Linked DNA regions of Homo sapiens: region 2 is linked to region 1. The links are chromatin loops, found by intact Hi-C in ENCODE. Cell type or tissue: GM12878. All regions are shown on one strand.

Region 1 (5,000 bases):
TATCCATTACGAAGCTAGAGTATCTGAACCATAAATTTAAGGTAATGTACATATGTTAAGAATTAGCACCTAAATAGTAATAGACAAATCATTGTCTCCTAAGAGAATCCTATCAAGTTTAAAGGAAACCCTACTTTGTATGTTTGAGATATGAATTTGGAGAGTTCTACCAAATTGGAAGCTCTACTAGCAACCAATTTTCTTTCTCCGCATATAAACTTGGGTCTCTACACAGTATGGGGCCAGCTCTATTTTGGAGCCTAAGCTCTTCTTTCATCTTCTGGCAACTCATTTGTAAAGCTGTAGATAAACTGGAAAGGCTTGCAGGAAAACAAGAAGAATGATTCATAGCTTGGATGAAATGATCAGTTAGAGGAGTATATAGGAATTTGTACATATACAAGTTGTTCTAGCAAATCTAAAGTCATTTCATAGCCACATATCTTATGAGTGAATATATGAAGAAGGCATATGAACATTTTTGATTAGTTAAAAGGAAATTAACCCAAAATAGGATTTGTCTTTATAAAAAAAAAGAAAGAAAGAAAGAAAGAAAGAAAGGAAAAGGAAAAGAAATCAAGCCACAGAAGTTCTTCCCTCGGTGCCCAAATTTGATCATATTGAGACTTACATTTTCATAGATAAAAATAAAGAAACTACTGTTAAAGAATAAAAACAAAACAGAAATACAGCATAGTATACCTGCATGTCAAGGACCCAAACAAGATTCAAACATACAATTTGTGTAAGCAAATTTCCAAATAGGCACACACACAAGAATAAACTTATCAGAATGAATAGGCAAAAAAGAGAAGAAGAGCAGAAATGCCTTATCTTGAAAATAATTCACCCAAATACATTGATACAATGTCTGAGATTTCTTAAAGTAGTCCAGGGGAAGTGAGTAGTAGAGAAAGAGAGAAAAATGAGATTGGCCATGAGTTAATAATTGACTAACCTGGGTGATGTACACATATGGTTCATTATACTCTTCTCTCTACTTTTGTGTATATTGGAAAATATCTATAAAAATATTTTTAAAATACTAAATAAATATAATGTCTAAAGAGAAATAATCTGCAGAGAACAAATAAATATCTGAAGGGAACAAAACTGATCTCTATATTTAATAGCAGGACTGGTCAGCACAGAGAATAAACGAAGCTGTTAAAATGATCTTTATACTGATTAATTTCTTTAATACCATAAAGATACCTGACCCTAATCTAGATATACAGTACCTGTATACCAACAGAAAACTAAAGATTATTAACTTTGATTAGTTCACATTAAATTAGTTGCTTAGATTGGTTCTTAGTTGTATGCAGAAATGACTTGATTAATTCATCTGCTAAGTTGAAACAATTTCAATCACCTTACTTATTTCTGAAGAATGAATGACATATGTTGAGGATTAAATCCTGAGATTAGCCTTCACACTGGATACTGGTGAGCTGGGGAAGGTCCCCAAATGCTTCTGGGATCTTTACCCCCAGCTAGTGTCCAGGCTCTTGACACTATTGTGAAAAGGAATTCAAAAATGAGTTAGAAAAGAGTGGAAGTACAGAGATTTATTGCAAAGCAAAAAGTACATACTCAAGAAAGGGAGTGCAGGCATATGCAGGAGAGAGTCACTCACAGAAGGGTTTGGAGCTGCTACCTTTATGGGTTTCTTTAACCAAGGGGTAAGATATTCGTGAAGATTCCTGGGAAAAGGTAGAGATTTCTCAGAACTGTAGTGCCACCCATTTTAACACTAACTATAGGTATTCTCAGAACTGTCATGGCGCTGTTGGGTATCTGATTTAGTATGTTAATGAACATATACTGAGGTCCTAGGTGAAACCTAAGTCAAATCAAGCACCATGTTGGGTCCAGTCAGTCTTAGCCAGCTTGGTCCACACCCTGCTTTTCAGGGTATTATGAGCCTGTAGCCTCTAGTTACGTGAAACTGCCACCTGGAAGTTTTTATTCTCCTGTGACCACCCTATATTATTCCTGTCTCATTTAAAGAGGTAAAATGTTCTATCTGCTTGTGGGGGATAATTCTGCCTGAGTATTCTGGGCTTCTACTTGTCTTACGAGCAGAGGTACAGACTGACCCTGTTACAGAATATCTTTTCAAGAATTTTTACGTAGAAACAACCTTGAAAGATAGAAATAGTGTCTCCATCTGAAGCAAAGGGCAGGCATGCTGGTTTCTCATTATAAAAGTTTTGGGTTCCCTAAACTCAGGGTTCTTCTGTTCTAACACAACCAACCACATGTGTAGGTATCATCTGGCCCTATTCACAATGCCTCGTGGGGATTCGGTCTCAGGGAACCAATATAAAATATGCTGATGTTCAGCCTACTTGCTATGCCATGAGTAATAAAGTCCTTGTTTCTGACCCAGGAGTCTCATGTCTCACATCCATGAACTGCTAACAGGATAATCTATTAGTTTTCAAGTAAGATAAAATCTCAGATTCTTCACAGATCTTGCTACTGCTAACACTGAAATGGTAAATATGTGTCTGGCATGAAAGTGACCTATATTGAAACTGACTAGGGAAAGCAAAACAAAACAAAAAACCTGCAGCTGAATTGTGAAGACTCTAGTTAAAAATTAGCAATGCCTGCCAAGAAAGCCAGCAGGTGGGCTGTATCATGCATGCTATTAACACTGACATTGTGAGGTTACCTTTTTCAGTGCTAGTTAATGGGAGATGCTTAATAAATGTTTACTAAACTGAAATCCTTGTTAAAATTCTAGGTGGATTTTAATGGATTGACTACTGAGAAGTCACACATTACTTATGTCCACAATTTTGATTTTTTAAATTCTCTTTTTAAAAACCAGAAGTTCTTCAAAAATTAAATAGGAGGGGAGAAGGCATCTTACACTTTGCATGCAAGATATAAGCACTGAAACTCTTATTTGTTAACATAGGCATTATTTAAAAAAGTTAACAGACTTTCTTCACTATTGAAATAGAACTTAAAAATTAAAATTACTACCATAAGTACTGCTTAAGTCCAATCTCATGTATTATTTCAAAATTTTTGCCAAGTTCTGATATAGTTAAAATGTCCCAATTTTCTTGGTGTAAATAAACAGCCTGGTCTTCAAAATAATTCAGAGGCAACATATTGTCTAGGGTCAAAAAAAAAAAAAAAAAAAAAAAAACCACTGGTGTTCCAACACTGATGAACCCCTGAGATGTTTTTTATTATCTGTAGTAAATAATATGTGGTTCTTCTCGATGGGTTAATGAAAAGATTTTGTAAATATATAATTACATATATGTAACCTGACTTTGGACTTGTCTGCCATTGCACTCTCTGGCATATGTTTATTTTTAAGGTAAGGAAAATCTTACCACTTTGAATCCTAACTGTCAGGAAAGCATAATACCTTTGATTAGTGATATTTTAGAGAAGTCATTATATGGGTAAGCCCCAGATAGGCTTGTGAACCTGCTTTTTCTACCAAAGGGGTCTGTAAAGGTAGAATATTAACTTATTTTAGTGGATGCAGCTCTGCATAAAAGCAAAAAGGTGTTAAGGTATTAATAGTGACAATGACCACTGAAGTATGACTTTCGTCATTTTATTCTGTATTTGACATGCAGCCATAATTAATCACTTGGAAATTGTTCTAAGCACATTATTTATTGTCTTTCATGCATATACAATAAATCCTTAGGAGAAACTCAGATTAAATAATCATGACTTGAGGTATGCTCAGGATTCTTTCTTGAGCAGCTGGGTGGATTATTTTCTGTGTTGGAGAAGATTGGAGGAGGAACAGTTGGCAGGGATGGGAGGGAAGGCATTTATAAAATACCCACATAAAGATGAAACAGGAAACATTTCAAGTGAATATAAAATATCAAAGTGAAGATACACAGCATCAAGGAGATACCTTCAATGAAGATAATTTGTCAAAATACCAATGATATCTAGAGCCCTGACAATTAATAAAATTATCTCGAGATAGGAAGAGCAAGAGAATGTGGTTCTGTACCAAGTTTTATAGAAGTCCAGTTTTAAAGTCTAGTAGGAGGAGATAAGGAAAGATGACAGATAAGTGATATCCAATAAGGTCACTGGACACCTAGGAGATGGTTCAAAGATGGAAACATTAACTTTGATGAGAGCTACTGGTAGATCATACAGAATAAGAACTTTCATTTGGAAAATGAAAGTGTCCAGTGACCTTGGAAGAAACATTTGCTGTTTATGAAGATAAGCAAGAATGGAATGACTTGAAGGCTTCAAAAAAGAGATATAGGTATGGAAATAGAATGTATAGATAACATTTCTGAGAAGTTAAACAAAGAGTAATGGTAATTGAAGGGGGATATAATATCAATGATGAATGGTATGTGACTGGAATGAAGTATTAGAGAGAAAAAAGTTGAATATGCCAAAAAGAGAGAAGACTCCTGAAGAAGGAATGTCCTTAGGATAATCAAAATGAAAGGGATTCAGAGAATATGTAGTGAATTAGCTGCAGTAGCAGAGAAAGGAGAGATAGGTGAAAGGGAAAATATATGAGTTTATTTGGAAATGGCAGGATTTCCAGGCAGGATGAGGATGTACACTATTAATGGCTTGAATTTTCATTAGTGATATATGAGATAAGGTCACTAGATAAAATGGTGGGTGGTGCTAGATGGAAAGTCTTAGGAGAGAGAGAGAGAGGATGAAATTGTCATTGCAGAGGGTAGGAGCATGAGCTTCCTAGAAAAATACAGTAGATTTGCAACAGTAGAATTTCTCAGCATCTGCAGCAAAACTTTCTTCACATGCAAAGTCTTCTTAATGGAACAAAAGATTCATTTTAATGTTTTGATTATACTCAATCCTGAACCACCTGTGATATTTAAGTTGCACTATAAGCTCGTTAGTGTCAAGAAGCAACTATTATTTTTCTGTTTCTGTATGGTTAGGGCTTCCTAAACAAGAGAGTACTAGTAGCCTGGGTTGCTGAATGGCAAACAAGTCTTGGAAGA
Region 2 (5,000 bases), 130 kb after region 1:
GATCTTAGACCCTGAGAAATGTTGAGAGGAAAGAACATTTAATGTCCCTCACTTGTCCCCTAGATCTAGCCCCACCTGGCAACAATCATATGGTCTTCTTGAGTCAAGCAGCAGCTGTGCCAGCAATATGACTCACTACTGGGTTTGTTGTCATCTTCCACATGCTATGAGAACAGAAAAATTCATGTGGGCATGACTATCCAATAATTTTTTTGCTGTGTTTCACACTTTTGTGAACAGCTCCAAATGTGGACCTCTTCTCTCCCAAATGACAAACACATGGACTGTCACACCTTATTTCAATATGACTGGTAAGAACTCATGTGTGTCTCCTAAGGCCCAAGCAACTTTGGGTTATGCCACATATGGCAATCCAGTCTGTAACTACATGGTGACCGTGCCCATGAAACTTAACCAAACCCATGTAACAGTGATCCCAGTCAAGTTAAAGAACAAATCCTGAATTGGAGTGACCTGTGCCTTTATGAGTCATATGTTTACATGTGAAGGAGAGTAGGCCATGGAACATCTGCCACTGGAGAAAGAGGTTAATTTTTGGCCCATTTATTGTCTTCTGTAATTATTGACACTGACACCACCCCTTGCTCTACATTTCTTTTATGAAGACACAGAATAAAGAGGGCTGCTGTACCAGGAATATACTGACTCCTTATTCCATACAGCAGTTTAGGTACTGTTCCCTAGGAGTGAAATTCAGAGAGGCAGTCATCAGGAACCCATCCTTAAACTCAGTTACTACAGCTAATGAAACAGCACAAACCCTAGAAGATCATCAGGCCAGTGAAAACTCCCTTGTGTGGATCATAATGGATAAGAGACTGCCCCTTAGACTGCATCCTGGCTGAATATGGAAGAGCGTGCATAGTCACCTACGCCCTGTGTTGTGTTTGGATTAACGCTAGTCATATGGAACACTCTATGTCATAGGAAATGAAGCTAAATGGTTATCTGAAATGAGAACTGCTTGTTCCCCCTGGGACTTATTAAGTAGGCTGAGCCAGGGATGCTATGGTATATGGCTAAGGCCAATACGGCAGATGGGCTTCATCCTGCTGACCAACATTTTGTTGATAGTATCTCTAATGTGAAAAATTTGAGTTTGGCCAGGAATATATAAGGCCAATGAGTAGATTGTTGAGAAAGGCAGTCTACCATGGGCCCTGAGGGTCTCTTCATGTCCTTGCCTACTGTGCCAAGGCCTGGCTGTCCTCTAATGCTGAGCAGTTTCCATAGTTAATCACACAGGCAAATAAAGTAGTCAAGGCAACCACAATGTGATTATGTTGTGTCTTGTTGCTCCCCAAGTGGGAGAAGGATCTGGCTCGCTTCCTGCTTGCTATAAAAGGTGCTGAGTCCTTGGCCCTGTGTTCCTCTTCTGCAACACCAACCGCTGCCCACTGGGCTCATTGCGTGGCCTGTTGGATTTGGGGCCAAGGAAACCGGTACTGCCCTGTTGATGCTCTTGCTGTGCTGTAAATAACAAACTGCCTCATTTAGATTATTATCTAGCTTTGGCATTTAAGGAGTTGCAGAAGGTTTACTCCTTGATGTCCATTATGAGCATGGGACTTCTTTCCTGACAATAAATAAATGTTTGAACAAAACATATAATAAGCCAATAAAAAATGCCAGAGTGAACATGAGTCTCATTAGAGAACATATGAACTATATACTTAATATATATATACTTAATAAGCTTAAATAAGAAATTAGTGAGGAAAAGTAAATATAATCCTAGTCACTAAAAATAAGTATGTACATATATACTTGAAGCAAAAAAGAGAAAGGATAGCAACAGCAATCCAGATAAATCTGAATTTATCTAACAAACTCTAGGAAAAGTGATATAAAATTCATATATAATTAGTAAGAATGATTTATAATCAAAACAAATAATAGCAATGAAACTGTACTTGAAGAGAAAATATGGCTCTTGATTAATATTTTAACTTTATTTTCCTTAAAAAATTGGCTCATCTATAAGAATACCATGTGGATTCATGCAATTTAACTATTCTGGAAGAGTTTTCAAGTATTGAATCAAAAATGATAAACAATTCAATTTGCAAGAAAGCAAAATGAGTGGGGAAAAAATAATTGGTCTATATATTTAAGTACATTAAAAAATCCAAGAGTTTGGAGCAGTGGTGTGTTGGTATATCTTAACAGCCAGTTTTACAGAGAAGAAAACTGATTTATAGTGTTTGCCCATTTTCACAGTATAAATACTCCTGCTCCAGTTAATTTCAAGCTACCAACAATACATCACTGATCAAAATTGGGAAAAGTTATGGAAAATTGTCTCCTATGAATTTACACAAGCCAGCTCTAGCACACCACTGATTTGAGGTGCAATGGACAATATTTACAAGTAATACAATATATTTGTATACAATATATACAAATAAAAATCTTCCCAGTGAGCTTTTATTGCCCATAGAAACAGTACAGCTAAATGGAAAAAAGCTGAACTTCGATGACAGGCATATTTGGGTTAAAGAATCCTTCACCATTTACTATTGTGTGATCATGAGCAAGTTATTTCATTGTTCTTAGATTTACTTTCCCATGCGCACAACGGGAATAAGAGTATCCACCCTATATTGTTGTTAGAAGGGCAACAAGAAGAGGGAGAAGAAAAGCCCCTTCTTCCTTCCCCAGTCTTGCTATCTCCCTTTAGCACCACCTATTGGCTGAGACTAACATCAAGCCACCTGGCAAAGAAAAATAGCTATTCTGAAAAGTCCAGATCCATTATCACAAAGTAGGACAAAATAGGATGGGTGGGTTTAGATATGAGACATAACAGCTAGCATACTCGCCAAACTGGAATAGTGCTAGAAGAATGAGGACAGCTCCTGAGACTTCAGGAGCTAGGAGCAGAGACTGAAATACTGACAGCATCCTGCTTCTCCAGCTCCCGCCTTCCTTCTCTCTGCATCACCCTTTATTCCACCATGGATCAGCTTCTGCATGAGTCAGAGATCATGCACATTGTCATCATCCGGGATCACACTTTTCAACCATCAAGACCAAGTGGAGGTTGGGGATTGGGAGGAAAACTTCTCCTACAGCTTTATTATATATAGCAGCCCTCCCTCCTTCAATGAATTTTTGTGATCAAGAAGGTGCAAAACTGTGGTGCCTCACGTGACACAGGCCCATTCCTGGAGGGGAGAAGTAAGGAGCTATAAGTCTAGCTCCCACAAGAAGCACATGGGTGAAATAGAAGAAAGAAGGGTTACCCCAAAAGAAGGGGCAAAGAAAGACAAAACAACAAATATCCATGACCAATATTTCAAAAGTTTCATTTTATGCCTTTTTTTTTTTTTTTTTGGCTTCGGGCCATTATCTAAGATCCTATGAACAAAGTAGAGGGTCAAGTTGCAAGTCTAATACTGAAAAAGACAATTCTGCTCCTGCTCCTGCACAGCCAACTTGTTCACTGTGCTTGAGGTCCTCTGCTTTCATTTCAGCAATGACTGAAATTACATAACCAAGGGATGGTGGTGGACACGATGAGGAGTCACAGTGTGATGAGTCATAATGCTGGTTAGGTTTCACTGCTGCAGCTTCTTAAAACCAGAAGAAAAAGGATTTGAAAAGCAAGTTAAATTTTATGAGTAGATGTTGGTTTTAAGTTTAACATCTTCTCTCTAGAGAACCAACAACAATTACAACAAAGGGTTTTTATTCAAGAAGAGAAATATATACTACTATGGTACTTGGTTTAAGGTCCAATTTATTAAATTCCTATATCTGATAAAAGCTTTGAAAACCAATTTTTGTTCAGATGCTGATTATACATTTCATTAATTAAATTCCCTCAAGTAATTTTAACTGTAGTTACAAATTTAGTATGGTTGATTCTTCTGAATATATCGAGCATGTTAAACAGCAATTCATGTACAAAAACAGTAAGTACAAAACTTAATACCTTTACATTAAAGCTAGTTATCAAAATTCTAAAATGGGTTTAATCGTGTTTCTTATTTTTAGACTTATTTTGACACATTGCTAGTGCTCCCATTTTTGGTTATTCTTAGAGTTCTGTTGATCTTGCCAGACCCAGAAGAAAAATAATGGTCTCACACAAGTCAAGGGTGCAGATTCTGAGTTATTGGCTACATGACCCTGGATCTGTATCTTAGGTGTGATTATAAAGGCTATGGTGATTCTAACAGATGACACTGAGCATCACAGGATGAATCCTGTTGTATAATAAATGTTTTAGCTTTCAAGTTTATGAAAATTGACATCTTTTTGAAAATTATGTATTTTTAAATTTTTGGATGTCCTGGTCCCTAATCTATTGTCTGTCACTATGATATATGGGCCTAGTCTCCTGACATTATTTCAAGAGTATATATTTCTTTTATTGTTGTTGTTGTTGTTACAGAGTCTCACTCTGTCACCCAGGCTGGAGTGCAGTGGCGTGATCTCGGCTCAGTGCAACCTCTGCCTCCTGGGTTCAAGCAATTCTCCTGCCTCAGCCTCCTGAGTAACTGGGAATACAGGCGCCCGCCATCACACCTGGCTAATTTTTGTATTTTTAGTAGAGACAGAGTTTCACCATGTTGGCCAGGCTGGTCTTGAACTCCTGGCCTCAGGTGATCCACCCACCTCGGCCTCCCAAAGTGCTGGGATTATACGTGTGAGCCACTGCACCCGGCCTTAAGAGTATGTATTTCTTACCAGACTTTTTTAGTCTAATTACTGGAGCCATCTAGGGCAGGGATATCTAAACTTTTGGCTTCCCTGGAAGAAGAATTGTCTTGAGCCACACATAAAATACACTAACACTAAAGATACCTGATGGGCTTTTTAAAAATTGCAAAAAAATCTCATAATGTTTTAAGAAAGTTTGTGAATTTTTGTGGGCCACATTCAAAGCCGTCCCAGGCAACAGGTTGGACAGGCTTGATCTAGGGCTTAATCTCTATGAACAGCTAACTTCTTTAGAAGATTAGGCTGATTTA

The links. Peaks named below come from ENCODE experiments on the same cell type or tissue, not always from the same donor. Only the 100,000 strongest peaks of a DNase experiment are listed, where the experiment ranks them.
Region 2: it touches region 1 in a loop (2.4-fold over the local background); 1 of 110 quality-filtered maps calls a loop at or near these places.

Annotation. Positions count from the first base shown.
Region 1 is chr13:47,092,526-47,097,525 of GRCh38, reverse strand. No RefSeq gene overlaps it. Among named protein-coding and RNA genes, the nearest start is that of HTR2A, 200 kb to the right of the region's middle. In GM12878, no CTCF peak of the experiment used is centred here; a DNase peak (open chromatin) is centred at 2,555.
Region 2 is chr13:46,960,457-46,965,456 of GRCh38, reverse strand. No RefSeq gene overlaps it. Among named protein-coding and RNA genes, the nearest start is that of HTR2A, 66 kb to the right of the region's middle. In GM12878, a CTCF peak has its summit at 2,703 (motif pointing left); a DNase peak (open chromatin) is centred at 3,516.